Linked DNA regions of Mus musculus: region 2 is linked to region 1. The links are chromatin loops, found by intact Hi-C in ENCODE. Cell type or tissue: heart. All regions are shown on one strand. Links, peaks and the distances in the headings refer to the core of each region. The heading gives the core; the rest is flanking DNA. Region 1 holds the start of Gm40278 (a long non-coding RNA gene). Region 2 holds the start of LOC115486406 (a long non-coding RNA gene).

The links. Hi-C counts contacts between places; a loop is a spot of excess contacts. Peaks named below come from ENCODE experiments on the same cell type or tissue, not always from the same donor. Only the 100,000 strongest peaks of a DNase experiment are listed, where the experiment ranks them.
Region 2: a loop joins it to region 1, with 2.6 times the contacts of the local background. A loop is called at or near these places in 3 of 42 quality-filtered maps.

The regions. Positions count from the first base shown.
Region 1 is chr5:33,035,115-33,046,940 of GRCm38, forward strand. Gm29892 (a long non-coding RNA gene) reads left to right here. Exons shown (of 4, transcript XR_868337.1): 3 at 4,225-4,350; 4 at 4,552-4,911. It overlaps Gm40278 (a long non-coding RNA gene), which reads left to right and starts at 5,329. Exons shown (of 3, transcript XR_868338.2): 1 at 5,329-5,517; 2 at 5,638-5,673; 3 at 7,172-8,216. In heart, for the core only: a CTCF peak has its summit at 4,475 (motif pointing right); no DNase peak of the experiment used is centred there; H3K4me3 peaks cover 632 bases.
Region 2 is chr5:33,292,834-33,304,659 of GRCm38, forward strand. Gm20465 (a long non-coding RNA gene) reads right to left here. Exons shown (of 3, transcript XR_001785039.1): 2 at 5,309-5,426; 3 at 4,945-5,145. It overlaps LOC115486406 (a long non-coding RNA gene), which reads right to left and starts at 4,640. Exons shown (of 4, transcript XR_001785037.1): 1 at 4,153-4,640; 2 at 2,825-2,968; 3 at 1,901-1,970; 4 at 779-1,020. In heart, for the core only: CTCF peaks have their summits at 4,559 (motif pointing left) and 9,154 (motif pointing right); no DNase peak of the experiment used is centred there.

The DNA of each region.
Region 1 (11,826 bases), core at 1,255-9,254:
TTATTCAAACCACCACAGCTGTCCATCAAGCCCCCCCCCCCTCGTGATAGGCTAGTAGGCTAGTGAGATGGCCCAGCAGGTGAAGAAAGACGCCTGTTACCTAGCCTGGTGAGCTAAGTTTGACTCCCCAGAGCCACCTGGCAAAAGGAGAGGACTGACTCTCATAAGCTGTCCCCTGACTCCCACTGACTCCCACAAGTGTGCCTTGGCCACACACACACACACACACACACACACACACCTGCACATAAGACATACATACAAAATAAATAAAAATGTAAATTAAAAAGGCATTTCTTTTTTTTTTTTCTTCTTCTTTTTTTGCTTTTTCGAGACAGGGTTTCTCTGTGTAGCCCTGGCTGTCCTGGCACTCACTTTGTAGACCAGGCTGGCCTCAAACTCAGAAATCCGCCTGCCTCTGCCTCCCGAGTGCTGGGATTGAAGGCGTGTGCCACCACGCCCAGCTTAAAAAGGCATTTCTTAAATGTAGCTTCTTGCATGTGCTGACCTTGCAACTGAGGGAGAGGAGGGTCCAAAGGTGTTCACAGGAAGAAAATATGAAATGGAGACCTTGGCTTTTCCGGATCAGAATCTTCTAGGCCCTTAGGGAATGGTGGATGGTGAGGCCAATACGATCTCAAGGTGGCACTTGGGGGCAGCTGAGATGCCATGTCCCTGTCTGGGCTGGGTGGTGTTTCCAAGCTCAGCCTTTGACTCTGCAGGAGGGAATCTGATCTGATCTGATTTGGACTAGTGATGCCTCCTCCCTTTTCATCCTGTGTTGAGTACAGCATGGGTTCGGATCCTGGCCCTTCCAGGGACGCAGGAGAGCCTGAGTCTATGGTGAAGACAACATTAAAACAAATTATTTTTGAGATTTTTATTTTTTATTTTTATTTTTTAAAGATGTATTTATTTATTTTATGTCGTATATGAGTACACTGTAGCTGTACAGATGGTTTTGAGCCTTCATGTGGTTGTTGGGAATTGAATTTAGGACCTCTGCTTGCTCCAGTCAACTCCATTTGCTCCGGCCCAAAGGTTTACTTATTATTATACATACGTACACTTATCTGTAGCTGTCTTCAGACACACCAAAAGAGGGCATGGTTGTGAGCCACCATGTGGTTGCTGGGATTTGAACTCAGAACCTTCGGAAGAGCAGTCAGTGCTCTTACCCACTGAGCTTTCTCACCAGCCTGATTTTATTTTTATTTTATGTGTGTGGCTGTTTTGTCCTCATGTATGTGTGTGCACCATGTCCATGCAATGCAATACCCATGGAAGCCGGAAGAGGGTCCTCTGGAACTGGAGTTAGAGACAGTTGCTGCCGTGGGTGTACTAGTGACTGAATCTCAGCCCTCTGAGGGTGCAGCCAGTGCTCTGAATGGAGGAGCCATTCCTCCAGGCACTGATGACAGACCTCTTAGCTTTGTTCCTTGCACTGGTTCTGCCTCACTGCATTTCTCTGTGCAACCCCTTAACTGATTTGGACCCCAACATTACCACGAATGCTCTGTTGTGGTATTTACTGTGTGGTATTTACTTTCACAAACTTAGAATTGAGGAGGCCATAAGCCCACTGAAGTGGAGAGATGGCCTGCATTGAAACCATACACAGTTCCCTCCTAGGAGCCTAGGGTATGTGCCCTTGTGCACATCATAGCTTCTTTCTGGCTTTTGTGGTAGTGGGGGGGTGGGTGGGCATGTGCTCTGTTCCATATTCCCCAAGGACTGACTCTTAATGTGGAAGGAAAATTCCTAAGGGAAGCACCTAAGGATATTGTGGAATTTTGTCCAGCTACAGTTTAGAAACAGGGAACAGAATCTTGCTTTTTTTTTTTTAGTTGAACACTGATTCTTCTCTCATACAATACATTCCAACCAGAGTTCCCCCTCCTTCCATTCCTCCCAGCTCCACCCCCCCCCCCCCCCACACACACAGCTTCCCTCTCCCTGGGATCCACTCCCCCTCTGTCTCCCATCAACAAAGGCCTCCAAGAGACAACAGGCAAACAGGACAAGGCAAAGACAGTAAGACAAGGCAGACTGCAGTAAGACAAGACAAGGCAGACTACAGTAAGACAAGACAAGGCAGACTACAGTAAGACAGGGCAGACTACAGTAAGACAGGACAGACTACAGTAAGACAAGGCAGACTACAGTAAGACAAGACAAGGCAGACTACAGTAAGACAAGACAAGGCAGACTACAGTAAGACAAGGCAGACTACAGTAAGACAGGGCAGACTACAGTACGACAGGGCAGACTACAGTAAGACAGGACAGACTACAGCAAGACAAGGCAGACTACAGTAAGACAAGGCAAACTACAAACTACAGTTAGACAAGGCAGACTACAGTAAGAAGGCAGACTACAGTAAGACAAGGCAAACTACAAACTATAGTAAGACAAGGCAGACTACAGTTAGACAAGACAGACTACAGTAAGACAAGGCAGACTATAGTAAGACAAGGCAGAAGCCCTCACAATGAGTCTGGACAAGGCAGCCCAGTAGGAGGAAAAGAGTACTAAGAGCAGGCAAAAGAGTCAGAGACACTCCTGCTACCACAGTTAGGAGTCCCACAAAACCACCAAGCTAACAGCCACAAGGTATACCCAGAGGACCTGGTGCAGTGGCCCCACAGGGCCCATGCTTGCCACGTCAATCTCTCTGAGCCCATATGCTCCTTGCTTAGTTGAGAATCCTGCTTTTTGAGCCAGTGATCCGGGGGGCTGCTGTGCTTAGCTGTGTGTGAGCAGTCCAGAGGAGCTGGTGTGGGTACCAGGAGTGGGTAGATGAGATGTATCCTAGGGACCAGGACCTTCTGCTGGTTGGCTTTTGGTACCCGTGTTGGGAAGAGGGTTCTGATGAGCTCTTGGAAAGATGGAGGGAATGGGCAAGTTTCAGGTTTATGCTGGGACATTTCCTTTTTTTTTTTAATTTTTTTTATTAGGTATTTTCCTCGTTTACATTTTCAATGCTATCCCAAAGGTCCCCCATATCCACCCCCCCAATCCCCTACCCACCCACTCCCCCTTTTTGGCCCTGGCGTTCCCCTGTACTGGGGCATCTAAAGTTGGCAAGTCCAATGGGCCTCTCTTTGCAGTGATGGCCGACTAGGCCATCTTTTGATGCATATGCAGCTAGAGACAAGAGCTCCGGGGTACTGGTTAGTTCATATTGTTGTTCCACCTATAGGGTTGCAGTTCCCTTTAGCTCCTTGGGTAATATCTCTAGCTCCTGCATTGGGGGCCGTGCGATCCATCCAATAGCTGACTGTGATCATCCACTTCTGTGTTTGCTAGGCCCCGGACATTTCCTTTTTGTACACTAGCCTTGCTTCTTCTTAAAGCCAGGCCCCCAGCTTATGTGATGCACAGGCTATCTCTGTGGTCTAGTGAGGTACAGGATACAGCTCTTGGAAATCACAGGAGAGAGGACAGGGGCACATCACTTCCTTGGGCAGGGCTAGGAAATACTGGGAACAGTTGGATATTCATTCAACAAGTATATACTCAGCACGCCAGGCTCTGTGGTGCATAGTCGATGCCCCTGTATGGAGTGTAGAATCTAAAAGAAGTAATAAGGTTGCAGGAGAAGAGTGGGACCAGCCAGAGCCAAGTCTGTGGTCTGTGCTGTGAGGGCAGCAAAGTGAGCTGTTGCTGAGACAATAGAGAACAACTGTAGAGCAGCTGGGGTAGGCTGACCCAGAAGGTGACAACTCATTTGCATATTACTATGAGCCTTGGAGAGAAAGTTCTAGTTGCTAGAAGACTGCCGGTACATACATTTAATCCCAGCACTCTGGAGGCAGAAGCAGAAGATGAGGTCAGCCTGGTCTACAGAGCCAGTTTCAGGGCAGTTCAGGGGCCACACAGAGAAACCCTGTCTTGAAAAATCAAAAATCCAAAACCTCCAAACCAAACAACAAAAGAAAAAGAAAAACCAGTGGGCTGGAGAGATGACTCAGCGGTTAAGAGCACTGCCTGCTCTTCCAGAGGTCCTGAGTTCAATTCCCAGTAACCACATGGTGGCTCAAAACCACATGGTGGCTCACAACCATTTGTAATGGGATCCTACGCCCTCTTCTGGTGTGTCTAAAGATAGCGAATAGGTACTCACATAAAATAAATATTAAAAAAAAAAAAAAAAAGGAAAAAGAAAAACCAGAGAGCAACTGTACGAGGGAAACCCTATCTATCATGTGGTTTCCGTTCTAGTAAACCCAGACAATTACAGAGAGTGGTGAATCTCAAAAAAGTAAAAACAAGGTTGTGTGACCAGAACGTATGCCTACGGATGAGAGCTTCTTCCGGACGAGATACTGAAGACCCTAGCACACGCAGGTACTGATTCGACTTGCAGCACCACAAAGAAAATATGATTTAGAGAATTAAAAATGACGTCTGTGGCTTGTTTTAAAATTCTGTCATGTTCGCGTCAGGGCTGGTGGAGTGTAAAGGTCTGAGCACCAGGGGGCAGTAGCGGTCAGGAAAAAGAAGGCCCGTTAAAGAAAAAAAAACGATCTCTTCTGGGCTTTACTTTAGGCGACCTTGTCAGAGCGCTGCTGTGATACACTCCCTGGATTCCGCAGCCCTCGGCTGACACAGGTGAAATTGAGAAAGAGGTAGGAAGGGTTCCAAGGAGGGGTGACAGCGTCGACCTGCTGGGCTTTCTCATCCTCTAACCACCTCTGGCTAACATCCTCCTGCCAGGGGAACAGTTCCACCCCCTGGGCTGAGCCGGTGCCAAACAACAGGTGGTAGTCAAGGTAAACAGGGCAATAAAGTTCATCAAGGTTAATTTATGGGAAATAAATGTGACTGTACCCCATTTTCATCCATTAACATTCTAAACACCTTGTTCAAAATGCCCAGGAGTATTTCTGGCTGCCAGGAAAGTTATCATTAGGGAAAAAGAGCCGGGTGGTGACTGGGGGAGGGGGGGGGGATGGCTGAATTCGCTTTTTATTTTATTTAATTTATTTTTTTATTTTTTAAAAACAGGTCTCTCTACATATCCCTGGCTGTCCTGGAGTTCACTATGTAGACCAGGTTGGCCTCTAAGTCAGAGATACCCCTGCTTCAGTCCCCAGAGTGCTGGGTTTAAAATCATGTGCCACCATACAGGGTCAGGGTTGAAGTCACTTTATTATTAGGCCTCCACTGAGAACCCTGCTTGCTCCTTTTGGTGACTTATGGTGCTATCCTCAAAATACATCTTCTCAGCCGGGCAGTGGTGGTGCACACCTTTAATCCCAGCACTTGGGAGGCAGAGGCAGGTGGATTTCTGAGTTCGAGGCCAGCCTGGCCTACAGAGTGGGTTCCAGGACAGCCAGGGCTACACAGGGAAACCCTGTCTCAAAAAACAAAACAAAACAACAACAATAAAAAAGATATATCTTCTCAAAGAGCTACGAGGAGACCCAGGAGAACTCAGCTAAGTCTGCATGGTCTCTAAGACTGAGGTCTTAGAGAGGCTCCAGGAGCATCAAAGCAGAGAGGCTATATATGGTAAACACTCAACTCTTCACTGTCGATGATCGCATCCTTCAAAGTGGGAAACTTTATTATTTATTTGTTTAATTAACTAAATTATTATTATTATTTATTATTATTATTTTATTTTTATAGTACTGGAGATTAAGCCCAGGGTTTTGTACATTCCAGGTAAGCACTGTACCCCATCCCATGAAAGTTTCTAAAATTATTTCTCTTTTTAGAGTCTAATTGACCTATATTTTTCTTTGGTTGTGTCTTAGTTACGTTTCTATTGCTGTGATAAAAGTGGCTTGGCCAAGGTGACTTAGAGAGGAAAGGGCTTGCTTGGCCTGTGGTTTGCTTGATCTGTTTGCTTGGTCTGTGGTTTGCTTGGCCTGTGGTTTGCTTGGCCTGTGGTTTGCTTGGCCTGTGGTTTGCTTGGTCTGTGGTTTGCTTGGTCTGTGGTTTGCTTGGTCTGTGGTTTGCTTGGTCTGTGGTTTGCTTGGCCTGTGGTTTGCTTGGCCTGTGGTTTGCTTGGCCTGTGGTTTGCTTGGTCTGTGGTTTGCTTGGTCTGTGGTTTGCTTGGTCTGTGGTTTGCTTGGCCTGTGGTTTGCTTGGCCTGTGGTTTGCTTGGCCTGTGGTTTGCTTGGTCTGTGGTTCCAGAGAGGTAAGAAGCAGGGAGACAGGCAGCAAGTGGCAGGCGTGGCCACAGGAGCAGGGCTCCTGACTACAAGTTGGAAAGAGCGTAAATTTGAAATGGTACAAGTTTTAAACTCTCCAAGTCCACCTTCAGTGACATACTTCCTCCAGTATAAGGCCACGATCCCCAGACTCCCAAACAGCAGCATGAATTGGGAGCCAAGTATTCAAATGCTATGGAGAACATTTCACATTCCAGCCATCATATTTGCTTGGGTATTGGATGCTCTATCTAAGAAACCATTTGCTTATGGAGGCTTACATCTATGCTTGCTTATAAAAGCTATACTTTTAGTTCTTTCTGAGACAGGGTCTCATTGTGTACTGTGGCTGGCTTGGAACTCTCTGTGTAGAACAGACTGGTCTCAAATGTATATCTTCCTTTTTTTTTTTTTCCCTAGTCCTGGGATTAAAAATGTGCACTACCACACTTGGGCTATTTTAAATTCTTACATTTAAATCTTTGATCTACTTTTAGTTATTTTTATTTTTATTTTAATTAAAAAACTTTTTTTTTTTTTGGTTTTTCGAGACAAGGTTTCTCTGTATAGCCCTGGCTGTCCTGGAACTCACTCTGTAGACCAGGCTGGCCTCGAACTCAGAAATCCGCCTGCCTCTGCCTCCCCAGTGCTGGGACTAAAGGCGTGCGCCACCACGCCCGGCTTAAAAAACTTTTTGAGACAGAGTTTCTCTATGTAATTCTGGCTGTTCTGGAACTCACTCTATAGACCAGGATGGCCTTGAACTCATAAAGATCCACTCTGCCTCCCAAGAGCTGGGATTAAAGGTGTGCACTACCATTAAAGTAGTGTACCAGTCTACTTTTAGTTAATTTTTGCAGAGGATATGAGGTAGGGGTGGGTATAGTTTCTGCTTTTGTGTGTCCCAATATTGTTTGTTGAGTTGTCTTGGAATCCTTGTTTAAAATCCATTATCCATAAAGAAATGTAGCAATATAACTCCTAGTGATATTCTCCTATACTTCCAGGTCAGCCAACATCAGAGAAGCTTCCTCCTGCAGTAGGTGGGAGTGAACTCAGAGACCCACAGCTGGACAATGGCAGAGACTGAGAGATGAACGGCTCAACCTAGATGGCATGTCTCCATCAACCCCCTATCTTTAGGACCCCAGGAACCTTTTAGAAGAGGAGGAAGAAAGATTGCAAGAACAGTGGGAATGGAGGACAAAGAACACAGTGTCTCTACACAACAGGGCTGATGCACACGTGGGCTCCCAGCAACCATGGCAGCACGCACAGGGCCTGCACAGGCCTAAGCCATGTGGAGTCCCATTGCTGAGAGGAGGTCACCAGCCCTCATCCCTAACCCAGAAGCTATCTCCAACTGCAACTGCTCACAAAGGAAAAAGCTCATTTTTCCAACCAAGTGTCACTGGGTCTACAGACCACACTTAAGTGTAAGGTCTATGCCCAGCATTAGATGGCCAAGTCACAATGGACCCAGTGGTTGACTCTCTCTCTCTCTCTGCATGTGTGCGTGTGCGTGTGTGTGCACTTGTGTTTGTGCATGCATACCATGTATGTGCTTTTCAATCTTTTTTTTGTTGTTCTATGCTGTTTTTACTTCTTAATTGTTATTTGCCTATTCATTTTCTAAAGCTAGAGAGAAAGAAGATGTGGCGTTAGATGGATGGAAAGGTGGAGAGGATCTGGGAGGAGAGGAGGGAAGGGAAGCCATCACATCCTAAGGATATATTCTATGGAAACATATACTCTTAATAAAAAATCTATTAGCTATGGATATATTCTTATTATTTTAGCTCTCTGTATTTTAAGTTCCAGTTTTTTTCTCTGTGAAGTGATGATTATTATCCAGACAGATGTCCATCAACTGGAGGGTGTGCAATGTCTGAGTCAAGAGTATTTTAGGGGCTGTGATAGCTCATTTGTTTTTTTATATATGGAAAAAATAACTTTTAGGTCAAAGAAAATGTCTTACAATTTTTCTTACAATTATAGTACTGTTTGTGCCAATGTTTATTATAAGAGAATTAAAAAAAAGTAATCCCTTGAGAATTTTGTACAATGTTTGCCGGTCCTCCCTCCTCTTCCAGCTCACCCCAGTGGTATGGAATCTTTAGTTTTTGGGGGGAAACTGTAGGGGGAGGGGCTTGTGGGATTCAGTGTAGTTATCATGAGAGGCGCCAAGCACTGTGCTGGCCCATAGAAGGCCAGCAGTGTCAGGGGACAGCAGTCAGAGGCGGTTTCTGCCACACCAGCGCCTTGGCCAGCAGGTGAATAATTGACTTCACAAACTCAGAGGAATCATTCAGTGAGGTCACGGGGAGGGCAGCGATGAGGAGCTACTGCTCAGCCCCATTTCCTGCTCTGACACCTCGGAAGTCTGATGGGTGTGTGTGGGGGGGAGCCCTGCTTCTCTTCAGTGGCTGCGACTTTCTTCGTTAGGAAAAGAGCTCAGGTTCATGACGCAGGCAACGGCTGGCTGTACAGAACAATTCACAGGGCCCTAGTACTCATGGCCTTACTTTATCCTTTCTTTCTTTTTAAAAGTTGAATAAGATTCACAGAACATAAAGTTAACCATTTTAAAGCACAGAATTCTGTGGAATTTCCAAATTTCCAGTATTTGTGATGTTGCCTGACCATCACATCTATCTTGTTCCAAAACATTTATTTGTTCAGTCCCCTGAACCTCCACCTCCATAAGCAGCCACGCCCACTGCTTCGTCACCCTGCTTACTGTAAGCAGCTGAGGGGTGATGGCTGCTTTGTCTAATGGCTTTGCCTTTTCTGGGCGTTTTTATTTATTTATTTATTTATTTTTATTTTTATTTTTTGTTTTTTCGAGACAGGGTTTCTCTGTATAGCCCTGGCTGTCCTGGAGCTCACTTTGTAGACCACGCTGGCCTCGAACTCAGAAATCGCCTGCCTCTGCCTCCCGAGTGCTGGGATTAAAGGCGTGGGCCACTACTCCCGGTTTTTCTGGGCGTTTTATATAAGGAGATTGCACTGTCCCAGACTGTGTATGTTTGACCCCCTTTACACAGTAGCTTTCAAGGTCCATTCATGACTCAGTTCCTCATTCAACTCTCAGCTGCTTTGTCTATTTCTCTGCTGCTGGATAAAGTTGTTTGCTGGCATCTTTGCACAGTGTTGTAGCGGTGAATCGGTTAAACTGCTTTGGCTCCTGGTGGGTTGCTCCCGCAGAGCTCTGGATTCACGAAAGAAAGACACACACACACACACACACACACACACACACACGCCAGCTAATTTTGATATGCATTGACTAGCTCAGTGGTTGGGCACTTCTAAACCTCCCTGCAGCTAGCATATTTCCCTGTATTCCTGGCTTAATACCTTCTAAATCTATATTTTAACTTTGCTGTCCTGCTACCTGGGCAGCCCCCCTCCCATAGGGCCACTTTCCCCTCCACCTACATTGCTGGATGAATTTCTCCTGCAGCTCTTAAATCTGATCCCTCGCCCTCCAAGTCATGGTAATTCTCTCCTCTTCCTCTTCTCCTCGGTCCCGCCTCTTACCTGCCCAGCCATTGGCTCTATGGCAAGTCTTTATTACCAATCGAAGCCAGCTGGGGGCGGGGACCTTCTGGTCTGGAAGCACGGCTTTTGGGAATCAAATTAAGACAAAGCATTAGAACCAATTCCTAACACAGTGCTGCAAAATTTATAGGATTAAATACATTTTATTTTATTGTAGGAGTATAGGGTGAAACATTTTTATTTATTCACATTTACTTTATGTGTATGTATGAATATCTGCATGTGTGTGTACCATGTGTTTGCAGTGCCCAAGGAGGCCAGAAGAGGGCACCAGATCCCCTGGAGTTACAGGTAGTTGTGGGGCGCCATGTGGGCCCTAGGAACTGAACTGTGGCTCCTCTGCTAGAGAAGCGAGTGCTCTTAACTGCTGAGGCGTGGCTCCAGCCCTCTTGTGACTTATCCTCACAGCTTGCTTCTGGGATTTTATGGCGTGCTCTTAGGATACCCCGATCATCTGCGTTGGTGAGCTCAGGCTTTCTTCACTTTGTGTCTGATCGACTCTTAGCACCACTGCCTTAGTTGGTTCCTCTCCAAGACCAGAAGCCACTTGGGGAGGAAAGAGTTTATTTTTACTTTATAACTCTCAGGTCACACTCCATTGCCCAGGGAAGTCAGGGCAGGAACTCAAACAGGGTAGTAACCTGGAGGCCAGAGCTGATGCAGAGGACACGGAGAAACAACACGTGTACTGGCTTGCTCAGCTTACTTCCTTATATGATAGCTCCTTGGACCACCAGTCCAAAGGTGGCATCCCCCACGGTGATGTGGGCCCTCCCACATCCCTCATGGACCAAGAGAATGCTCTATAGCTTTGCCCAGACGTCGATCTGGTGGGGGCATCTTCCCAATTGAGGTTCTTGCTTACAAAAAAATGACTTTAGCTCATGTCAGGTTGACATAAAATCAGCCGACACAATCACTGTGGTCATTAGTTTCAGTCAACTTGGAGAAGCACTTTTTAAAAATTCTCTTTCTCTCTAACACCCTCACCCGCCTTGTTGAGACAGAGTCTGGCTTGTAGCTCCAGCTCTCCTCAAATACAACTGTCTTCAGATCCCAAAGTTCTGGAGTCTGAGATGTGTGTCACTACATCCAGCTATCTTAGATTTTTTCTCAAGGCTGTGAGGACGACTGATGTCACCTTGCTGCCTCTGACTCTTTGGAGCCGTCTTGGGCTTCAGTATATATGCTTTACAAGTTGAAGCCTAGAGTTGCTTAGCTCTAGTGACCTGCCGTTTCCTTTCTGCTCATCATAGTCTTGCCTGAGATAAAGGATAGTCTTCAACCATGAGTGGCCCCTAAGATGGCTTATGAGCAAGAGAAGCTCTGAGCCTTTCTTATTCATTAGACGGGGCCTCACTATGTAGCCCTGGCTTGCCTGGGACTCACTACATAGGCCAAGCTGCACCTTTTGACCTAAGCTCATAGCTTCTATATGACAACCTTGCTCTGAGGGAGTTCTCCAAGGATTTTGGGGAACAGCTAGATTTGGAGTGAGATATGCATTCTGAGAGCCTGATAGGCCGCATGTGTCCCCCTTTACTTGACTTCATTCCAAATGGAGAGGGTGGTGGGACACTGTACTGGACACACTGCTCCCAAGGGGCACCAGGCAGGCGTGCTCCCCCTAAGGATCAGGCTCCACGGGGGACAGATTCTGTTCAGCTTGCCTATCTAAAGCTTCCCCCTTGCAGCCCTGTCTACACTGGCAATCCTGAACTCTCCAGCCTCCTACTCAGTTCCAGTTTTTTTTTTTTAAAAAAGATTTAATTATTTATTATATATATATATATATATATATATATATATATATATATATATATATATATATATATATATGATGAATACACTGTAGCTGTCTTCAGACACACCAGAAGTAGGCATCAGATCCCATTACAGATGAGCCACCATGTGGTTGTTGGGAATTGAACTCAGGACCTCTGGAAGAGCAGTCAATGCTCTTAATCGCTGAGCCATCTCTCCAGCCCAGTTCCAGTTATTTTAGATCCCTTGGCCTCCAAGGTTTCCTAGACTCACCCTCTTGGTCTTGGGTTGATGAGGTTGGTGGACGCTCTAGCATGTATGTCTTTTCAGTCTT
Region 2 (11,826 bases), core at 1,315-9,314, 260 kb after region 1:
AGGTAGGCCTGACCCACTATAAAAGGGCTGCTTACCTCCTCCTCCTCCTCCTTCTTTCTCTCTCTCTCTCTCTCTCTCTCTCTCTCTCGCCTCTTGCTTACTCTTGCTTCCCTCTTGCCTTCTTGGGCTCTTCCCTTCCCCCTCTCTCCACGAGTTCGTGGCCATGGCCGGCCTCTACTTCTCTATTCAGTCTCTCTCATTCTGTCTCTCTATCTCTGTCTGTCTGTCTGTCTGTCTGTCTGTCTGTCTGTCTCTGTCTTTCTCTGCCTCTACTACCCTCTTAACTCCCCTCCCCATACCCGGAATAAACTCTATTCTATACTATACGATCATGTGGCTGGTCTTTCAGGGGGAAGGGATGCCTCGGCATGGGCCTGCTGAGACACCCCCTACCCCCACACCTCACCACACCCAGATAGAACATATTCTTATACTTCTTTATCTTTTTATAAACACATTAGGTTTCCCGTCCCCAAGGTCCTAGCTTTGCCTCCCACCATGTGCCCACTCATCACAGACCTTCCAGGATGCTGGGGACTAGAGTTTAGGTCCTCTATACTCTAGAGGAGTAGAACCTTGTTTCAGGAAAGATGGGAGAGGCAGTCACTCCAATTCATGTGGCTAGCTGGGAATCATACCTCTGGGTCAGGCACCAACACCTGTGAAGTCCAGATATTAGGTCTCCAGTTCCACCAAAATGAATAATGAAAGAATCACCTCGCTGGTGCAATAGTGTGGTGTGTAAGTACATAAAGGGAGGAATGCTAACACCAAGTTGCACTGTCAAACCCACCGTTTATTTTGATTGATAACAATTAGGAGCAACTCTTCAAATTGCCAGTGGCTCCTCCAGCCTCCAGCTTGCTCTCCTGGGGGTTCTGTTGTCACAGTGGGGACAGGACTCCCACTGGGAGACAGCTTTTTTCTCATAGGACTTTTTTCTCACCGTTCTGACTTCCACAGGTACAGATGATATAGACTATTCTAGGCTGCCTCTTTCCAGGAGGACAGAAAATGTTTCTGTAAGAAAAAAAAAATACCATTATGATGATTTTGACCCTGAAACTGCAGCCGAGCTAGGACCAGTAACAGCTGCCATGCCAGCACTGTCCTCTACAGATCAGGGCACTTATCTCCACAAAGCCTGGGGTTGGGGAACGGGGAACGATGACGCAACATGAGCACCTACTGCTAGCGGGCCAATAACTGTGACAAATGGAATTCCTGGTGTCTATGGTGATGGATGAAATGACATGCCAAATTAATAAAAATAGGGACTGCAAAGCATGCATTTTTATTAAAGAATAATTTTGCAATAACCACGTAATGCAGAGGCCTCCAAGCAAGAGATTAAATTACATGCTGGGAAAATCTGGCATTTCGTGATAAACTGCAAAGTCAGACTTTCTCCAGCAGCTGGAGACGGAAGTGGACGGTGTCTATAAACGTGCTTTACAAAGCAGCCGATGAAACAAAGCAATGGAGCGTCTGCTGGGATCCACGGTTCTGCCCAGAGTAATGGCTTGTCTTTACACAGTCTTCTGCACGAAATCATTTTCACTAACACTCTCGTTCTTAACGTTAAAGCTACATCATTTTATTATTACCCCTATCAGGCAGAATTACTACACTAGAGATAACATTCCTATTTTGACTTTCTGAAGTCAAGATTACAGGGTTAACCATTCATTCTCTGTGGTATGAAACCATTTTCTGCTGGGCAGTGGTGGCGCACGCCTTTGATCCTAGCACTTGTGAGGCAAAGGCAGGTGGATTTCTGAGTTCGAGGCCAGCCTGGTCTACAGAGTGAGTTCCAGGACAGCCAGGGCTACACTGTCTTAAAAAAACCAAACCAAACAAACAAACAAAAAAACCAAAAAGCCGTTTTCCCCTAGCCTACCTCTGCTGCTCGAACACAGTAGATATCTGACTTCTAAAGAGAGCTGGTTCGGATGTGCAGTACTTCCAGCCTGTGTAAAAGAATTTGCGTGTTAGCTATTCTCTGTGGTACAGTAGACCTGCCTCTTCCCTGCTCTGCCCCATCTGCACCCCCACCTCCCAGGGGCATGCCCCTTCCCAATGGGGTGCTCACAGCTCTCATTGTTTGAGAGACTCCTTCTCAATCCTTCACACACAGTTGTTGTTTCCTGCTGTGTGTACCTCTTTAAGCATTTGGGCCAGGGAAGGAGGTTGTGCAGGGATCCAGGACAGCACAAACTGAAGACATCCTGGGGCAGTCTGCCTGCTTCTCACAGGAAGCCTCTCCTGTGAAGCACAGGATCTTCCTCAAGGCCTTGGCCTTCTGTTGCCTGTGGTCACAGCACTGAGAGGATACAGCCTGGGCACGGTCTGGACCACAGTCAGCCCCATTCTCCCACTAGGGAAACTGGCTAGCTGTGTCCCCAACCCTCAGTAAAGCCTGGATTGATCAGGGAGCATAAATCTCCTTTCCCTTCACCAAAGCCCCATACCTCCATGCAGAAAGATGACCTAAAATAGGGGCATCATTCCTCTCGGGACCTTTACATACTTGCTTAGGCTGTCTCTCCCTACAGAAAGCTTCATCTCAACAGGCCTCATTGAGTTTGTAGTTCTTGTTTTAAAGGAGGGGATTGTGTTTTCCTAGTGTTATGGTTAATACTGTTAACTTGACAGGATGTAGGGTCACCAAACTTTTGGGCATGTCTGTGAAGCGGCAAATTGGGTAAGCTGAGGTGGGAAGACCTACCCTGAAGGCAGGTGGTACCATATCATTCACTGTACATTGTTCCTCACTGGCCCGCCTTCTGTTCAGGCCTGATAGACAGTGATGTAACCAACCCACCTGTCGGCATTTCTCTACAGCTCATCAGCCAGGACGGCACAGTACAACCTTGTCTCAAACAAACCAAACAGGAAGCTGGGGAGATGGCTCAGTGGTTAGGAGTACTGGCTGCTCTTTCAGGGGACCCAGATCAATTTTCAGCACCTGCATGGCAGTACAGGACTGTCTTAACTTCTGTTCCAGGGATCCGACACCCTCACACAGACATACATGCAGTCAAATCACCAATGTACATAAAATTAAAATAGATTAATTTTAAAAACAACCAAAAACAGAGGGAAAGAATAAGTACTTAGATTAGTACTCAGAACGTGCCTCAGAAGTACTCAGACTAGTACTCAGAATGTGCCTTAGGTTGCTTCAGCTTGGCTCTTAGGTCACCCAAAAGCCCCTTCAAGCCACTTTGCCAGTGGTCTATAATGGGTGTCCCACAAGATGGAATCCTCAAGACCTCTAGAGCCCCATCCATAAGAAAATCTATAGCTGCAGGTCATAATATGGTCAAGGCTCTGATATCAGAACACAGAGAGAAGGGACCAGGAGCCCTGCAGAGTGAAGGGTGCCATTGGGATTTCCATTGGGCTGGGTTGGGTGACAGATGACGTGGAAATGCCTGGCTTCTTTAACAACTCAGCTGTGTCACGTGATATTTTTCCAGAAGCTGTCTTGTGAGGGGGCATGTGAAAACAGACACTTAAGAGAGGGGGCATGTGAAAACAGACACTTAAGAGAGCAGGTGATGTTTAGAAAGAATATAAATGGGACCCCTTAACCAGTGAGAGGACAATCTTGCACTGCAACGCTGTGCAAGGCTTCTCTGGTCTTTGCTATTTCTGCTGGATCACGGTGTTTGATGTCTGCTATTGAACTGAACCACTTGGTATCCTAACACTGAAGCCTGGAATCACCCCAAGGAACTACTTCTAAACAGATCCACCACACCCTTCCCTTATTAACCTTCTTTCCCCCCTACCTCTGAGGGTCAGTGGGCTAGAAGGGAGATTGAAGAGTTTAAGAACCCCAATTAAAGTAAGTTTTGAAAAAAATCTAAGCCTATATACAGGGCTTTAGAAATGACTGAATTTCTCTATTCACCACAGGTTATGCTAAAGACCAGTAGGAAAGGAAGCCTGGGGCAGCATCCCACAAGACATGTATTACTCTCCATCCTCCCACTAGGAACCAAAAAGCCACCAGGAAGGCCATGTAGAGGAGGGGCTGTTGGCACCTCTGAGCTGATCTTTGGACGATGACAAAGCTGGAGAGCTTGGAGGAAGAGTAGCTGAGAGTCTGGGGGAGTCAGAGCACACTGAGGACTAAGCCCTCACCTCCCTGCCTTCTCTCCTGCTACCTCCATCGCAGCCTGGCTCCCCTTTGAAAAACGCTGGCCAGCTGTCCCAGCATCGAGAAGGAGAGCTGGGCCAATGGTGACTGTATTCCATGACACTCAAGGCCAGGGCTGATCAAAACAACAGCTGGGGGTATCAGGTCCTGCCCAGATCATTCATGGAGAACAGAGTAGTTTAGCAACCGGATGCCCTTTCTGAGGCGGAAGGTCCTTCCGAGATGGTGGTGTCAGAGGGTCATTTCTGGGGTTAGAAAAAGCACCGAGGAATATGAACTCTAATGCCTGGGGCTGGAGAGCTGGAAAATGCTTGCTGTTCTTGCAGAAGACCTGGGTTCCATTGCCAGCACACATATCGAGTTCAGTCCCAGGTGATCCAATGCCCTCTTCTGGTCTCCAGGAGCACTGCAATACACTTGATACATGCATGCAAACAAAACATATAAAGTAAAAATAGGTGGATATGAATAAATAAATAATGGGCTAAGGAGCTGCCTCAGTGGTTAAAAGCACTGGCTGTTCTTCCAGAGGACCCAGGGTCAATTCTCAGCACCCACACGGCAGTTTACAACTCTCTGTAACTCCAGTTCCAGAGGACCCAAAATCATTTTCTGCCTTCCTTGGGCATGAGGGATACATGTGGTGCACAGACATACATACATACATGCAGGCAAAATACCCATACACATAAAACAAAAAAACAAAATAATTGAAAAAAATTTTAAATAATAAATTCTAATGCCTTTGAGTCCAAGAGGGTAGACTGCTTACAGGAACTATCTAAACAAAAGAAGGTTCTTTTTAAAAAAGCTTAAAACTTGTTTATACTCCTCATTTCCAGAAGAGGATACTGTGGCTGGAGAGATGGCTCAGTGGTTAAGAATACTTGCTGCTCTTCCAGAGCCAAGGTGGCTCACAGCTCTGAGAGATCCGACGCATCTGGTCTCCCCAGGCACGTGCATTCATGCACACAAACCTTTATGCAGAAACACACATACACATAATTGAAAACAATTTAATTGTTTTTTAAAAAAGAGGAAGATCCCAATTCCCCTCTCCCAAGCATGGGCTGAATTTATGGCTCATTTTTCAAAGTTATATTTTAAAATGTATAGAGAAGAATCTCTTCTAAGCATTACCTGTCGATAAAAAAGCCAGTGGCCAATGAGCTGAGGCAGGAAATAGGAGGTGGGACGCTGACAGGAAATAGTGGGAGAAAGAATAAAGGGAGATTCCAGAGAGATGCTCCAGGAGACACTAAGGGAGACAAAAAGGGAGAAGCAGGCTGGGACTGGAGGAGAGGTAACTAACCATGTGGAAGACATAGAATAATTTGTATGAGTTAAATAAGTTACGGGCTAGCCAGGGACAAGGCAAAGCTTGTAGCCTAGGCATTTATTGACAAATATTAGACTCAAAAAGAGTTATTTTGGGAGTAGGGGCAGGCAGAGAAAAGAAACATAATTTTTTTTTTTTTTTTTTTTGGAGACAGGGTTTCTCTGTATAGCCCAAGCTGTCCTGGAACTCACTCTGTAGACCAGGCTGGCCTTGAACTCAGAAATCTGCCTGCCTCTGCCTCCCAAATACTGGGATTAAAAGCATGCACCACCACGCCCGGCTTGAATTTTTTTTATTTTTTTAATAAATGCCCTCTAACACTGTCATCATCAAGACAAAAAAAAAAATAGTCTGGAGCAGAAAAGAGGTCTAATTGGATCCAAAGAACCTTCCTCCCCCCTTCCAAAAAAAAAAAAAAAAAAAAAACCAGCAACAGAAACCACGCTGGTGACATTGCCCTAAGCAAAATGACTTTGACTGGGTAAACAGAATTGTTGTTGGGTAAATAAGCCTAAAAGCTTATTACCACATGGAATTATTACCAGAAAAACACGTCTCCTAAAGCAGGCTCCTGTCTACCAAAACCACCCTTAACCCTCAAAGAAGCATCACTTAGCCTTCCCCAAAAATCAACTACCTTCAGGCAAGAGCACCTAACTCCCAGTCAACCCTGGCAGCCTGCATCAGCTCAGACCCGCTCCCACCCCCACCCCCACCCCCACCCCTGGTCCTGATGACTGACCTATGAGTTATGCTTGCTTTTCCACCGTTTTGCTGTCTCTGCCCCAGAGTTAGTCTGGGTAGTTTCATCCCCAGTAAACCTTTCTACCCACAGAGCAGTCTGTTAGGTAGCTTTGAAAGGACAATGCAAACCCCATTTGTCCCCATTTAAGGACCCCATTTGTCTCCATTTTGAGAACCAGACCTGCTTTCAAAAAAGACCGTAAGGCACTAGCTTCAGGAATAGGCCATAAAATCCAGAACAAGATCATAAAACCCTCTCCCAAAGAACAGCCTGAGGATAACCACAAAATGGGGAAATATCTTATCTCAGGATGGGCCGTCTGCGCCGGACAGCTGTATTTCATCACATGGTTGAATGCTCATAACATAGGAATGTAGACCACTGATCACCTGTGACACCCCCCCCCCCAGCATCCACCAATGAAATTTTAGATTACATAATCCTTCTACAGAATTCCCCCAGTTCCCTATAAGAAGACCTTCGTGCCTATATCTGGGGTCGCCATTTCAAAAAATGGTTGACCCCCACATGCTGGTTTCTGCAAAATAAACCCTCTTTGGTTTTGCATAGTATCTGAGTCTGGGGTCTTATTTCAGCGATTTTCAGACCCTTAAAGTTTCTCTATGCCATCCTTTATATTTGGTGCCTGAAATCCGAGAGGAACACTGGATTCCCCAAAGGCCTGGCCCCTTCTAATGAAATGGAACTGTAGCTTTTTGACCCTTCTGGGCACCAGTAACCTGCTCCTTCTGGCATCTGCCACCCAGCATATTTGATTCTAAGTTTTAGAGTCTGCTTCTTGAGCAGTTTCATCTTTAACCATCTGTCTCTCCTCGGCTTACTTCTCTCTTCTTCAGGTCTCTCTTCACTTACTCTGGTAAGTGCTATCTCACAGCTATCTGTTCAGTCTCTCTCTCATTGGCCACTGGAACCTGTCTCTGTGTCCTGACCCTCTCACTGCTTAAAAGCCTCCAAAGCAGCTTCCCTATGCCCTCTTGTGTGCCCCTCCACTGATCCAGGCATCACTCTGACAAGTCTCTTTCCCTTTGGGGACACCCTCAGGTTGAGACCCCATCACTATGACACTTACCTTTCCTGCGTCTCCATCCCTACACTATTGGAATCCTACTTCGCTCACAGTACACAAGGCCCCTCTTCTAAGTCTCTCCCATCTCCTCCTTGTTCTCCTGGAAATTCCCCGCATCTCCCTTCCTGCCTCCTCTATCACTTGTTCCTGGGGTTTGATTTGTCTCTAACCATGGGCGCGTCCCATTCAGAATTAGACTTGGGACTCCTCACTTGCCCTCTCCAATCTCTTTCCCTCCTCAGACTCAGAGATTCCATTAAGGCACACTATCTTACTGCTAACAGCTTGGCCTCAGCACAAACTAGATGTCTCCATGGCCAGAAAATGGCACACCCAATTTCCAAACTCTCAGATTATGACAACTTCAGCCACTGCACAAGAAAATGATCCAAAAATCCCCTTGTCTCCAAGCTTTCTCTGTTCTCCTCTTGAAAATCTCATTTCTGAGTCCCTCCGATGACTGCATCCAGTTTTATAGACTCAAATGACTGTTGGGTATGGGTAATATTAACTATTGTCATATGCTGCTCTACTCTTTTATAATAGAAAGGCTGGCTCTGGCCAGGTAGTAGTAGCACACTCCTTTAATCCCAGCACACTTTGGAGGCAGAGGCAGGCAGATCTCTGTGAGTTCAAGGCCAGCCTGGTCTACAGACCAAGTTCCAGAACAGTCAAGACTATACAAAAAAATCCTGTCTCAAACAAAACAAAACAAAGTCTGATGCTGAGCTGGGATTTGGCCTTCCCTTTCTAGCTGTAAGCATGCTTGTTTAAAAGCTCTCTGCAAAGTGGGTCAGTAATGTGGCACACTAATTTTCTTAGCATTCGTTCTAGGCTCTGCTCCACAGTTCTGGCAACAGTCAGGTCTGCCTGACTCACTATAAATGCTTGCTCCCTCCTTACACTCTTACTTTCTTATCCTCTTACCTTCTCTGTCCCTTCTTTCCCCATTCCTCCCTCTCTCTCCATGTGTTCCTAACTGGCCTCTGTTCTCTCGTTCTCCCCCCCCCCACACACACACACCATGCCCTGCTCTACCTTTCTCTGACTCTACTCCCTCAACTCCCCTTCTCATGCCCTAAATAAACTCTATTCTGTACTATATATACACCATACTATACTATGGCTGATACCTCAGCGGGGAGGGATGCCTTAGCATGGGTCTGAAGATGCTGGATTTTGACTTCAACTCTTGTATAGGAAAGTGGATTTCCTTTAAAGGGTGTGTGCCCAGTGGTCTCACCTTGGGGTAAATAGCAGCAGCCCTGTGGCTAACAGACATTTTTACAAAGTTTAAAGAGAGGGTATACCATGTGACTTCACCACCATCATGGTTATATAAACTGACTATTGTGGCATCCATAAAACTGGGACTACTGAGCCCTCTGTTGATCACCGTATCTCCCTTTTTTAGGTTAAGGAGGCTGCCGCAGACATCCTAGATATTGATTAGGAGGGGCGTTGTATGATTTTTCTCCTGAGAGTGTGAAATAAAAGATGAAGACAAAGCCATTAACAATATTTATGGAAAATAGGACTGAAAAGGGCATACGTTTGATGATTACAGTTTATAAATTCCTAGTTATAATGGTCTACTCAGGCTAACAAAAGCTGACTTAGAGATTTATGCCTAACGACTTATGTCTTTGCTTAACTTGCTTAACTGTGTTCAACACCAGGTTTCTAAAAAAAAATTTTTTTCTAGATCAGTACAATATATGTTTCCTCTTTCTTTTCTTTTTCTTAAAGATTTATGTATTAATTTTATGTATGTGAATACACTGTTGCTGTCTTCAGACACACCAGAAGAGGGCATCAGAGCATTACAGAGCATTACATTACATCAGGCATTACAGATGGTTGTGAGCCACCACCATGTGGTTGCTGAGAATTGAACTCAGAACCTCTGGAAGAGCAGTCAGTGCTCTTAACTGCTGCGCCATCTCTCCAACCCAAAAATATATGTTTAATGAGTAAGGTTTATGAATTCCTAAGGTCCATTCAGGCTAGAAAAACTGAGTTGAAGATGTATATCTAGACTCTTTATCTTTGCCAACTTTGTTAAACTTTTGCTATTTAGCTAAACTGAGTCATACAAGAAATGTAATAGTCTGCAAAGGCACACCATGAAAGGATCAGAAAAATGAGGCTCCCAGTCTCTCTATGGATTGTATTAATGATTTAAAGTTTTATTTTTATGCTAAAGAATCTTTAATTAAATCTTCAATTCAAATTTTAAGGCTCAAACAGAGAAAAAAGTATAAAATTATAATCTTATAAAAAATCAAAAACTGTTAAAGACAACTAAGACATGAAATTAATGGTTAGTCACTTATATATGATCAAATTCTTTAATGAGCTAGAACTATGTTTGTAGTCATGCTAGGTACAAATGTAATTCATTTACAGGAACAAGTTTTAGCTTTCTGTATTTCTTGTCAAGGTTAAGCATTTTCTTAGTCAGGGTTTCTATTCCTGCACAAACATCATGACCAAGAAGCAAGTTGGGGAGGAAAGGGTTTATTCAGCTTACATTTCCACATTGCTATTCATCACTGAAAGAAGTCAGGACTAGAACTCAAGCAGGGCAGGAAGCAGGAGCTGATGCAGAGGCCATGGAGGGATGTTCTTTACTGGCTTGCTTCCCCTGGCTTGCTCAGCCTGCTCTCTTATAGAACCCAAGACTGCCAGCCCAGGGATGGTCCCACCCACAAGGGGCCTTTCCCCCTTGATCACTAATTGAGAAAATACCCCACAGCTGGATCTCATGGAGGCACTTCCCCAACTGAAGCTCCTTTCTCTGTGATAACCCCAGCCTGTGTCAAGTTGACACATAAAACCAGCCAGTACAAGCATGAAGCAAGTAACTAAAAACCTGTTTAAAATCAGGTTTACTTAATAGGTTAGATAATGGCCTTCAAACCTCTCAGATATCTGCTGAATTTGACATTTAAGGAGTTTAACGAAAAGGGCTTTCCCTAATGGCAAAATACCAGCTTCTGACAGACCTGTGGCTGTCTACAAAGACAATTCCATTTAGCCTTGCTTTCAAATGTGGTAATGCTGACCACTGGGCAAAGAACTTCCCCATGCCTCACTCACTGCTAGCCCTGCCTATCTCAGTCATTGTTCTATTGCTGTGAAGAGTCACCATGAGCAAGACAATTCTCATGAAAGATAGCATTCAGTTGGAGGCTTGCTTACAGTTTCAGAGGCTTAGTCCCATCATATGGCAGGGAGCATGGCAGCACTCATGGTGCTGGCACAGTAGCTGAGAGTTACATCTTAATCTGCAGGCAGAAAAAGAGACAGACAGAGATAGGTAGAGAGATAGGCAGATACATACATACATACATACATACATACATACATGCAGATATATAGATAAATAGATAGATACATAGATTAGGCTTGGCATGGCCTTTAGAAACCTCAAATCTGGGGCTGGAGAGATGGCTCAGCATTTAAGAGCACCGACTGCTCTTCTGAAGGTCCTGAGTTCAAATCCCAGCAACCACATGGTGGGTCACAACCATCCATAATGGGTTATGATGCCCTCTTCTGGTGTGTCTGAAGACAGCTACAGTGTACTTACATGTAACAATAAATAAATCTTGAAAGAAAGAAAGAAAGAAACCTCAAATCTCACCTCCAATGACACACTTCTTTCAACAAAGCCTCACCTTCTAATCCTTCTGATCCTTTCAAATAGTGCACTGCCTGGTGACTAAACATTCAAATACTAAGCCTATGGGGGTGGGAGGTCATTCTTATCCACACCACGACACTCTCCAAACGGTGGGCACTGTTGGGTAGATTACCCCATTCTGCCTTGCCAAAATAGGCCAGTCCACCAGGTTCCTCTGCAAGAAAATCTTAGATCTCTTGGGTCTGGGGGCCCAAGACTTATGCTGCTCTGTGTAGCAGCCAAAGAAGTAATGCTGTTCTGTGTGGTGGCTGACAACCTCTACTACCAACCAACAAAGCCATTGAGATAAGCATGGAGAAGCTCAAGGTGGCTGTCCTGGTAGTAGGTGTCCTGTTTTGAGGTTAGTCCATCAAAGAATACAGATACTCTGAAAGTCAAATAGAGAGTCTTTCTTTCTGGCTAGTGGATGAGCAGTGAACTTAAATCATGCAGCTCTGGGCCTCATCAGTGTTTGTCTTTTATGCACAAAAACCACATCCTGGTCGACACACTTCAGTTAGCAAGAATAGTAAGAAGCAAAATGACAGAAGCCAAAAAGCAAGGTTAGTACATTTGGAAACTTTCCTGGATCCTGGAACTATGGAATTGACCTTTAATAGATTAAGTCTTTGTTCCTGTTTTGACATGTGTGGGAAGTTATGTGCAGGGTTTTAAAGTGGCATCAGTTGTGCTAAGGTCAGGTGGCTGTTACATTCCCTACTGGTTCTATGCATGTGAGTCAAATTGAGGACTCATTTTGAGGCAGGGGTTATAGTGTCCCCTTAGCATGAGAAGTTTA